Regions from separate parts of the Homo sapiens genome. Here region 1 is linked to region 2. A link is a contact called in ENCODE Hi-C data. All regions are on one chromosome and are shown on one strand. The core of a region is the stretch at or near the end of the contact, and the rest is flanking DNA. Distances in the headings are between cores, read along the strand shown.

What was found. A loop is a pair of places that touch in the nucleus more often than their neighbours do. Pooled maps may share reads with other maps.
Region 1: a map with no recorded cell type shows a loop between it and region 2 (3-fold over the local background). The contact joins the promoter of KIZ-AS1 here to the enhancer-like site in region 2. A Hi-C loop is called at or near these places in 2 of 37 single-sample maps with no recorded cell type and 3 of 50 pooled maps.

The regions. Positions count from the first base shown.
Region 1 is chr20:21,216,431-21,220,624 of GRCh38, reverse strand. KIZ-AS1 (KIZ antisense RNA 1) reads left to right here and starts at 2,336. Exons shown (of 8, transcript NR_109956.1): 1 at 2,336-2,478. The region is part of intron 9 of KIZ (kizuna centrosomal protein); the gene reads right to left.
Region 2 is chr20:20,667,166-20,671,987 of GRCh38, reverse strand. All of the region lies in intron 3 of RALGAPA2 (Ral GTPase activating protein catalytic subunit alpha 2), which reads left to right. Among named protein-coding and RNA genes, the nearest start is that of RALGAPA2, 43 kb to the left of the region's middle. Within about 2 kb of position 3,212, at least 2 of the 41 ENCODE cell types and tissues checked have a DNase peak (open chromatin) inside an H3K27ac peak, as active enhancers do.

The sequences.
Region 1 (4,194 bases), core at 1,087-3,586, 550 kb before region 2:
GTAATCCCAGCTACTCAGGAGGCTGTGGCACGAGAATCGCTTGAACCCGGGAGGCAGAGGTTGCACTGAGCCAAGATCGTGCCACCGCACTCCAGCCTGGGTGATGGAGTGAGACTCTGTCTCAAAAATAAATAAATAAATAATAAAAAAACAAAATAAATAAAAGAGGCAGGGCAGTGAAATGGAAGGAGTTCAAGAGCCCAAATCCTAAAGTCTGAGTTCAATTCAAGATCAAACACACCAGCTACATGGCCTTGAGCAGGATACCTTTCTAAGTTTCTGTCTGACCACTTGTAGGGTGAGTACTAATGTTTACCCTATAGGACTGTTGTAAAGGTTAGAGATGAGGGAGGCTTAGTGAGGGCAGGGATACCATCTTTTGTGGTTTCTGGTATCCCAGGATTCAGCCCACGTAAAAATATTAATTTTATTAACTAATATAATTAAGGATTTTATATATAATCATCTATAATGATATATGATATATAATATATAACTAATATATATTGTATCAATACATCTAATTATATACTACTTATTATATACAGAAAACCATACATTTATAGATATAAAAATTCATCTTTGATTTCCACCTGGATTCTTTAGTGAACAACAACTAGACTAATAAAAGGGGTAGATTATATTCACAACAACAGATCATACAGGCTATGGAATACTGACTCTGTGTTTGTGGGTGGGGCATCAGTGTGTGCCCAGGAGGGTTTCTATGTAAATCTAAACACAGAAAACTCGCATGCTCCATAATAACGATTAGCAAAGCAGATGCCTTCAAAGTGATAGCAGACTCTTTAAGGAGGAGCCCCAGCCAAGAAGACCTCCGTTTTGTGGTGATAAGCAAATGAGAAAGGGAAATGAAGAGATGAGAATGCTGGCACACTGGATTCCATTAGCATAGAGGAAGAAGCACAGTCCCTTGGCATTAGAAGGAATGTCAGGGGTCACAGAAGCAATAATTCCTTCCACAATGCTCTTTTAAAGAGCCACAGGGCCAGGCAAGGTGGCTCATGCCTATAATCCCAGAACTCTGGGAGGCCAAAGTGGGCAGACTGCTTGAGGTCGGGAGTTGGAGACCAGCCTGGGCAACATGGTGAAACCCCATCTCTATAACAAATACAAAAATTAGCCAGGCATGGTGGTGCATGCCTGTAGTCCCAGCTACTTGGGAGGCTGAGGAAGGAAGATCACTTGAGCCCAGGAGATAGAGGCTGCAAAAAGCTGTGATCACAACAATGCACTCCAGCCTGGGTGACAGAGCAAGACCCTGACCCTGTTTCAAAAGAAAAAAAAAAAGTCATGGTTCCTGCCATGGTTCAAGCACTCACCCCTGGAAGATACTGAACTTGGTTTTGCTGAAATGAAGAGCTAGAAAGTTGTTTTGTTACTGAGCTACGCTCTATAATTAAGCTCGATAAATATTCTACCTGGTATATGGCAGCTCCTCAAATATTTAAAGAGCTACTGTGCCCTTCTCAGGTTAAACATCCCCAGGACCCCCTCATTCTGATAAAGGTATGACTTCACAGCTTCCCACCCCCAACCTCTTGTGACTTCCCAGATTTCACCTCAGCCACGTCTTCTCTTATACTTCTTCTGAAATGGCTGAAAAGCAAATAAAGACGCACAGAAGGATCCCACACTGAAGAATAGCACTTCTGGGCGCCTAAAATTACTATTGTAACCTTACTGTCAATTCAAGGAACAGCTGTAACAAGCAGCTGTCAGTCATAACATCTGGGTGTAGTTACACTAAGGTAGCCCAAAATCTCATTATAAAGCAATCTCACGCACAAGGGAGCTCCCCACAAAATGAAATCACAGAAAAATGCTGAAGATAATTTTAGCATATTGAGGAAACTGGTGCCCACATTGGACTCACTGCTTTAAAAGTGTTCCACATACATGTGTGTATGTTTCACAAAGTATGTTCCACAGAACATTAATTCTGTTGGCTATTAACAGAAAGAATTCCATTTTCAAATAAATGATAAGTTATCTGAAACTCTAGGCTCACATTTTTAAACAATTCCTTTGCTGAAAGTCTTTTCCAAGTCTTCACTATGCTTCTATGCATTATGCATACTGCAGAGAGAGAGAAGGATCACACAGGGCTGGGCAACAAAATATGTATTAATTGATGTATTTTCTGGGTGGAGCATTGCAAATAACACATTTTGGAAAATGCTGCATTAGCTCATCAATACTTGTGGGGCAGCACACACATCAGGGGAGGTCTGCTGCCTGGTAATCAGGTACCCTGCAACATCATCCATTGTGAGCACATAGGGTTACTAAGGGCACATAGGCACCCCGAGACAGAGATGTCTGGGCCTTGACCAATGAGATCTTCAGGAGTACTTCAGCAGCTGTTTCGGATTTTTCTCTGTGGATGTCCTCATGGGACTAAGTGGAAATTGGAAAAGTATCATCAAACTCTTCTTGAGATTCCTTTTTGATAAGGTAACTATCCTGGATTTGAATCTCAATTGTGTTCTCAAGTGGCAATTTCTTGCAGAAACTAACATAGCAGTACTATTGGGAAGCACTGTCTTGCAGGTATTGCAGCAGTACTGTGCTTGTGTGGGTCTTGGTCCCAAGTGGCCACCACAACTCAAGGAAGGTATGCAGGTCCACCAGAACAGACTGAAAGTGTCCACTCTTCCAGGGGCTCGTCTCACAATGGCACTTTCTGTGATGCTGCATCCTCATTCTCTCTACTTATGTTCTTCTTTGAGTTTGCTTTGTGAGGCTCCTCATAGCTGGTTTGGAAATGCTGGGGACTGTGGGGGCCCACACAGAAGACCAGGAACACTAATAATGTTCACATGAATATTATTATACTTCACAGATAAAATTGAGTGTCTAGTATCTGCTTGGCACTTTCACAAATGATTTCATTTAAACTTTAAGACAATCCTATTGGGCAGTATGTCTGCTTTCCCAATACAGAGGCTCAGAGAGGGTAGAGAAACAGAGCAAGGAGTAAAAGAGCTGACACTGATGGCTGGTTGCAAAGCCCCAGCCCAACTGCTACATTTCCTCAACCTTCAGGGGACAGCCTCTGGAATATTTTCTTTGGAATATTCTAGAAGGAATGCAGCCCACACAAACACAACCAGCATGCACCCACACAAACAGGACACCCCAACAGAACTATTATAAAGAGGCAGACAGACTCTGTCTTAAATTAAACTACATACTTGCTTTACTCTACCAAAAGTGAAATCTCCAAATAGTTATGCCAAAGTCACAAACATTTAATAAAGGGATGATGGTCAAGAACTTAGAGATCAAAGTAGCTGCAATGATGGACAAAGCAACAGTATTAGTAGTGCCAAGGTGCGTGAAGCTCTCAAACATGAATTTCATGGGAGGTCCCTGGGTGGGGATAGTACACTGGCAAGGACAGAACAGTAACACCTTAACAATGTGTATGGCTTTGCTAAGTTTTTAAAAAATTTCCAAAGTACTTTTTTTAATGTCTAATATTCTGGCACAAGGCATTTTTTTTAACTGCCAACTATTGATGGATCAATGGCAGGTTGCTGGAATTACAATTTCTTTTAAAATCTTAATGGCAAACAGCCCAAGTTGCTTCTAGCCATATTGCACTTCTGCATGAGAAGGGATTTGAAACCCTGGTACTTAATTATCCGTTTTCTTATAAAGAAAGTATATGAGAAAATACATTTGCATTAACTTTGGGGAGAGTCAACTACTCCCAGCAAGGGATGATTGTAAAGAATACTGAAAAGAGAAGAATGAATGAACAAGGTCATTTCCTGGTTTCTCCTCAATAATCCTTTGTAATTTTAATTGAAATAAATTCAGAGGCCATTAGATACTTCTGCATCCAAAAGTAAATGCAAGAGAAAAGTATCCAAATGACTTCATGGTTATCTGTAGTTTGGGATCATCTACATTTCTATTAATAAAAATAGCAGGGAGCCATACCAGAGTTTGCAGAAAATGCAGACTAAAAACACAATAAACATATCATTGGTGAAAATGTTTAAAATAAAAAAACTCTGCATTTTAGAGTGAAATATTATCTGAATGCATAATATATACAATAACTGCTCTACCATAAACTGCTTTTTCAAAACCAGAGTTCATCACAGAAACATGAGTTTAAAAAATTAATCATGCCAGGAACTGCACTGCCATAAAAGCAAG
Region 2 (4,822 bases), core at 1,963-4,462:
TCAGGTTTTGGCTTACTTGTCTTCTGCCTCCTTTCTTCTTCCCTCTTTGCTCCTCCTTCTTCCCCCACCATTTTTTAGTCCCTTGTTAGTTTCTCTGTGTTCTTCAAAGCCCAGCAATGTTTTAAGAATTACATTTGTTGTCATGGATCCATTGGCCTGCAGCAGGAAAGCCCTTCAGAGACTCTAGACCTATCCCTCTCACAGAAGTTTTGATACTTTCTCTTCATGTTCTTAAATTCTAGACTAGGGAGGGTGTTAATACTGATACATTACCATTTACAGAGGATTAGTTGCCTGTATAATAGAACAAATATATATTGTTCAAGGCTTCATAAAACTTTCATTTTGCATGGTAAATATGAGTGAATAATAAACTTGCATTACTTTTGTTTATGCTTATGTTCCCTCTGTCTCTGGCTTTAGAAGGTAGGTTGTAATTTGTATGTTTCATTCTGGGTACTAAGTAACTTCGTTGCTGCTTTGTAGGATAGTGCCCTGTAAAGCTTGTAAAGAGATAGTTTATAAGGGTTTGGAAGTGAATACTTACCACTTTGTAAATAATTAGGAAAGGCTCCCTTGAGAAGAGGTGGAATTAATAAGATGTGTTAAATCACAAAAGCGATACCATGTAGAGATATTCTATAAATAAGAAATGGCTTGGAAGAAAGCATAGAGGTAAGAGATAAGAAGGCATGAAAGAGGAGTATGTAAAGAGAGCTGCTGTCTGCCTTGTAAGTCAGGGATGCACTGAAAGGGAACCTTGGAAAAGGAAACAGTAGTTTTTAGATGTAGAGTATTGGAGACATTACAGTATTCTGATAAAGTAAGTGATGTGCAGTGAAGGCCACCAGCCAGTCCAGGTCATGGTCTCAGGCAGTGAGCAGACCTTTTTGCCTGCCTTCCTCTCTAGTGGGAGCACTTGTACCTTTTGGAAGTTGACTCCAGCTGCCTTTGCCTGTAGCTTCAGATATGTACACCACTTAGAGTTTCTGTTGGTTCATGGAGTTGTTTATCATATTTTTTTTTTTTTTTTTTTTTGAGACGGAGTCTTGCTCTGTCGCCCAGGCTGGAGTGCAGTGGCTTGATCTTGGCTTACTGCAACCTCTACCTTCTGGGTTCAAGCAATTCTTCCTGCCTCAGCCTCCTGAGTAGTTGGGACTACAGGTGCCTGCCACCGTGCCCGGCTAATTGTTATATTTTTTAGTAGAGACAGGGTTTCACCATGTTGGCCAGGCTGGTCTTGAACTCCTGACCTCAGGTGATCCATGTGCCTCGGCCTCACAAAGTGCTGGGATTACAGGCATGAGCCACTATGCCTGGCCTATCATACTTTTTTTTTTTTTTTTACTATGGTTATGACTCTTACTGTACTTTAAAAACCATATTTCATCCATCATTGCTTTGTCTTTCAAATGGAGATGTGGGGATGATGATGTGGGACTCCACAACATGAATTTACATTTACCATCTTAACCGGAATCTACATGTTTTACATGGGCTAGTCTGTTTAATCCTTTCCTTCTGAAGTAGGTTTGGTCTTCCCAGTTTTTATGAATGAAATGTTGGAGGCTTTGTAGGGTTAGGTGACTTGCCCAAGGGTGCACACTTAGTAAATGGGAGAGTAGGGATTTAACCTTTAGTCTAACTCTAGAACCTATTATTCTAACTTACTGGCATGCTGCCTACCACTTAGGAGTGTTGGTATTCTTTCTAAGCTGTATTCCATAGGCTGTCTATATCAACATATACTATTCTTTACAATTCATTTATTCATCAGACACATTTATTAGGTATGCACTGTGTCAGACACACGTAGGTGCTGGAGATACAACAATGAGCAAGGTAGCCAGAGCCTCCCGTCCTCATGGAGTATAAATTACCATTTCGTGGTGAGCGGAAGAGTCTACTGGTAAGAATGAATTCATGTCAGAGCTCCAGTAATGACCTTCTGAATCACAGAAAATCCTGAATGGTTCTTTTCAGAAGTGATATTTTGGTGATGGTTCTTGAATTAGTTACCTGCATAAGGGAAAGGAGAGTTGGTGTAGAAACACAAGGTACTTGGTGAATGGGTCTCAAGATCAAATAATTCACATTGAGAACCTTCTGGATTCAAGCTTGACAGGTTATTTTAATGGTACCTGAGATTCGTTTTAATCAGGTGTGGTAAGGCACAGAAACATGAAAATGATTGTTATGAAGGAAGAAGTTTTAATTATGCTCACAGGCCTCTAGAAACAGACATGTCACACAGAGCCAAACAGGGAAGCACCAAGGCAAAATCAGTACGCAAAGAGGAAAGGGAGCGACAGAGACAGAACTGAGGGCAGGAGCTTTTATTGTGTTTTTTTGCAGGAAGGAATGGGCAAGGCCAGGTAAGTAAACTACATAGGCTTAGGACTGGATAGTTTGAATAATTTCAGCTGACAGGGCTGTAGGGGTAGCTCCTGGTTGTCCAGCACCTGGCCCCTGGATGATTGAGGGGAGGGGGATAGAGTCCATAAAAGGATGTGGTTGGGGTTACGGATTTGGGATTGGTTGGTTTGCATATCAGAAACATGCTCTGAGCCACTATCTTTGGGAATTTGCTAACCCTTGGAGGGGCATCCTTCCTATGTCATTGAGGCCCCAGATGTCAGCACATCAAGAATACAGAGAATAAGACAATATAGTTAATTCAGAGATACTGTTTCAAGCTTTCTGCCATGTTGTATGCCATCCCCTTTTACTAGAGAAATAGAATAGTTTGGAGTTATACATGTATGTTTTAGAAAGTTTATAGAATTTGATATTTCCTCACCCTCCCACACTCCAATTAAAATACATCGACACAAGAGGCTTAATTTCAAAACGTAAACATGTTCTGGCATTGGAGTGCCACTCATTTGGATGTTCTTCAAATATCACAGGATTTGAAATCACAGATAAACAGATTCTTTATTCTAAATTTTATTTAAATTACCCCACTATATTAAACCCTGTTTCTATCTTGTCATTAGCCTTCCTAGAGACCTGAATGAGTTCTTTATAGTCTGTAAAGTGTGGCCCAGGCTGGTCTAACACTCACAGTCCTCTCCCTGGCTCTCAGTGTAGCTCTTCTTCATATTTTGTGGTTACTCTGTGGAAGTGCTCTGTCGGGCTAACACTGCCCCTTTATCTCTCTTTGCATAGTTTCACTTCTGCCTCTTAGTTTATTCAGTTCTCTTTTCAGGGACTGCCCTTAGCTCTTCTCCCCATCTGGCCCATTCTCTCAGGACCTGTTTAGACCCACCAATTTCTCCTGGCAACTCCTGCTGGAAGTGCTCATTCTTTCCTTTGGACTCATATAATAGCCCTGCCTTGTGTTATCATTTGACTGTGGCTGGATATCCATAGTTATCCCTTAATGTGGCTATGCCTTAGTTTCCTAATGAGAGTGTAAAAACTCTAACTCCATGTTTTTTATGTGCATTTTTGTACATATTTTTGAGTGGAAGAGGGACAAGGACATATAAAATGAACAAGAAAAGCAAATTCTTCCAAAGCCAACAACCGTGACTTAACAATCCTTTGTTACTTTTTTCTTTTCTTTTCTTTTCTTTTTTTGAGACACAGTCTCGCTCTGTTGCTCAGGCTGGAGTGCAGTGGCACTATCTTGGTTCACTGCAACCTCCGCCTCATGGGTTCAAGCAATTCTCCTGCCTCAGCCTCCCAAGTAGCTGGGACTACAGGCACCTGCCACCATGCCTGGCTAATTTTTGTATTCTTAGTAGAGATGAGATTTTACCATATTGGTCAGGCTGGTCTCAAACTCCTGGCCTCAGGTGATCCATGTGGCTAGTGGCTACTGTATTGGACAGGGAGGCTCTAGAGTCCTCCAGTAGAGCCGTATCTCATCGTTTGAAAGACCACTTTTCATTGTTAAACATGGTTAAATCCTTAGTATCTTGTACATCTGTATCCTTGTAATGCAGGGGACTTTGACTTAAGGTTTAGGATTTTACTGAAATGGTTTCTCTGGGCTTCTTCTTATTACCAGAGTGCCCTTGGCTGAGGGGAATGAGCATTTACCTCCACAGGTTGGAGAAGCATGGCTCCAAAGTGACCCTCTGCAAACAGAATTGAAAAGCCATGCACAATGTCATTCTACTGTTTTCATGCATTTTTTAAAATGAAAATAATGTTAAATAAAGGCTAGCCAAATTCCTTAGGACTTCATCTCCCCACCACACCTTCAACCTTTCTCCATCTGTTTCCCCTTCAAGATAAAGAAAACAGTTTCAGTGCACTCCAGGATGATGCACCATGTCTCTTTCTCACCCGTCCTTTGGTAGGAGATTCTTATTTGAGAAGCATTGGTGGAAGAGGCAAACTGCAGCAGGTGAACCACACAGCAAGTGCAGATGACATGTGGGTTTCTTCTAGGACATACAGAGAAAGAAAAATAATATTGTGGATGCTAGCTTTTGTTTTTCCTTTGGTATTGAAATTTGATTGCTTGCGATTTATTACACGCCTATATGTACTGACTCCCTTCCTTCTCTGCAGTTTGGTGTTATGCTGGATTGGATGGCTGGACTCAGCATGTGCACAGTCTGGGTGTAGTTATGTTTGGGATTCATAATTTGACCAGTGGTGAATCCAGGGATGTAGTGGAATCTATGTCTTACTTTAATGGAATTCAGCACTGGGTCTCTTGTTCTTCATTGCTCCAGGTGAGCTTATATAGATAGTGGATTTAGCCCCTAATTTTTTTCCTTAGAGTAGGGGAAAAGAATTTTTAATGATTTTCCTGATAATAGTAATATAGCTATATCCAGTACAGTGCCAATAAGATGAAACA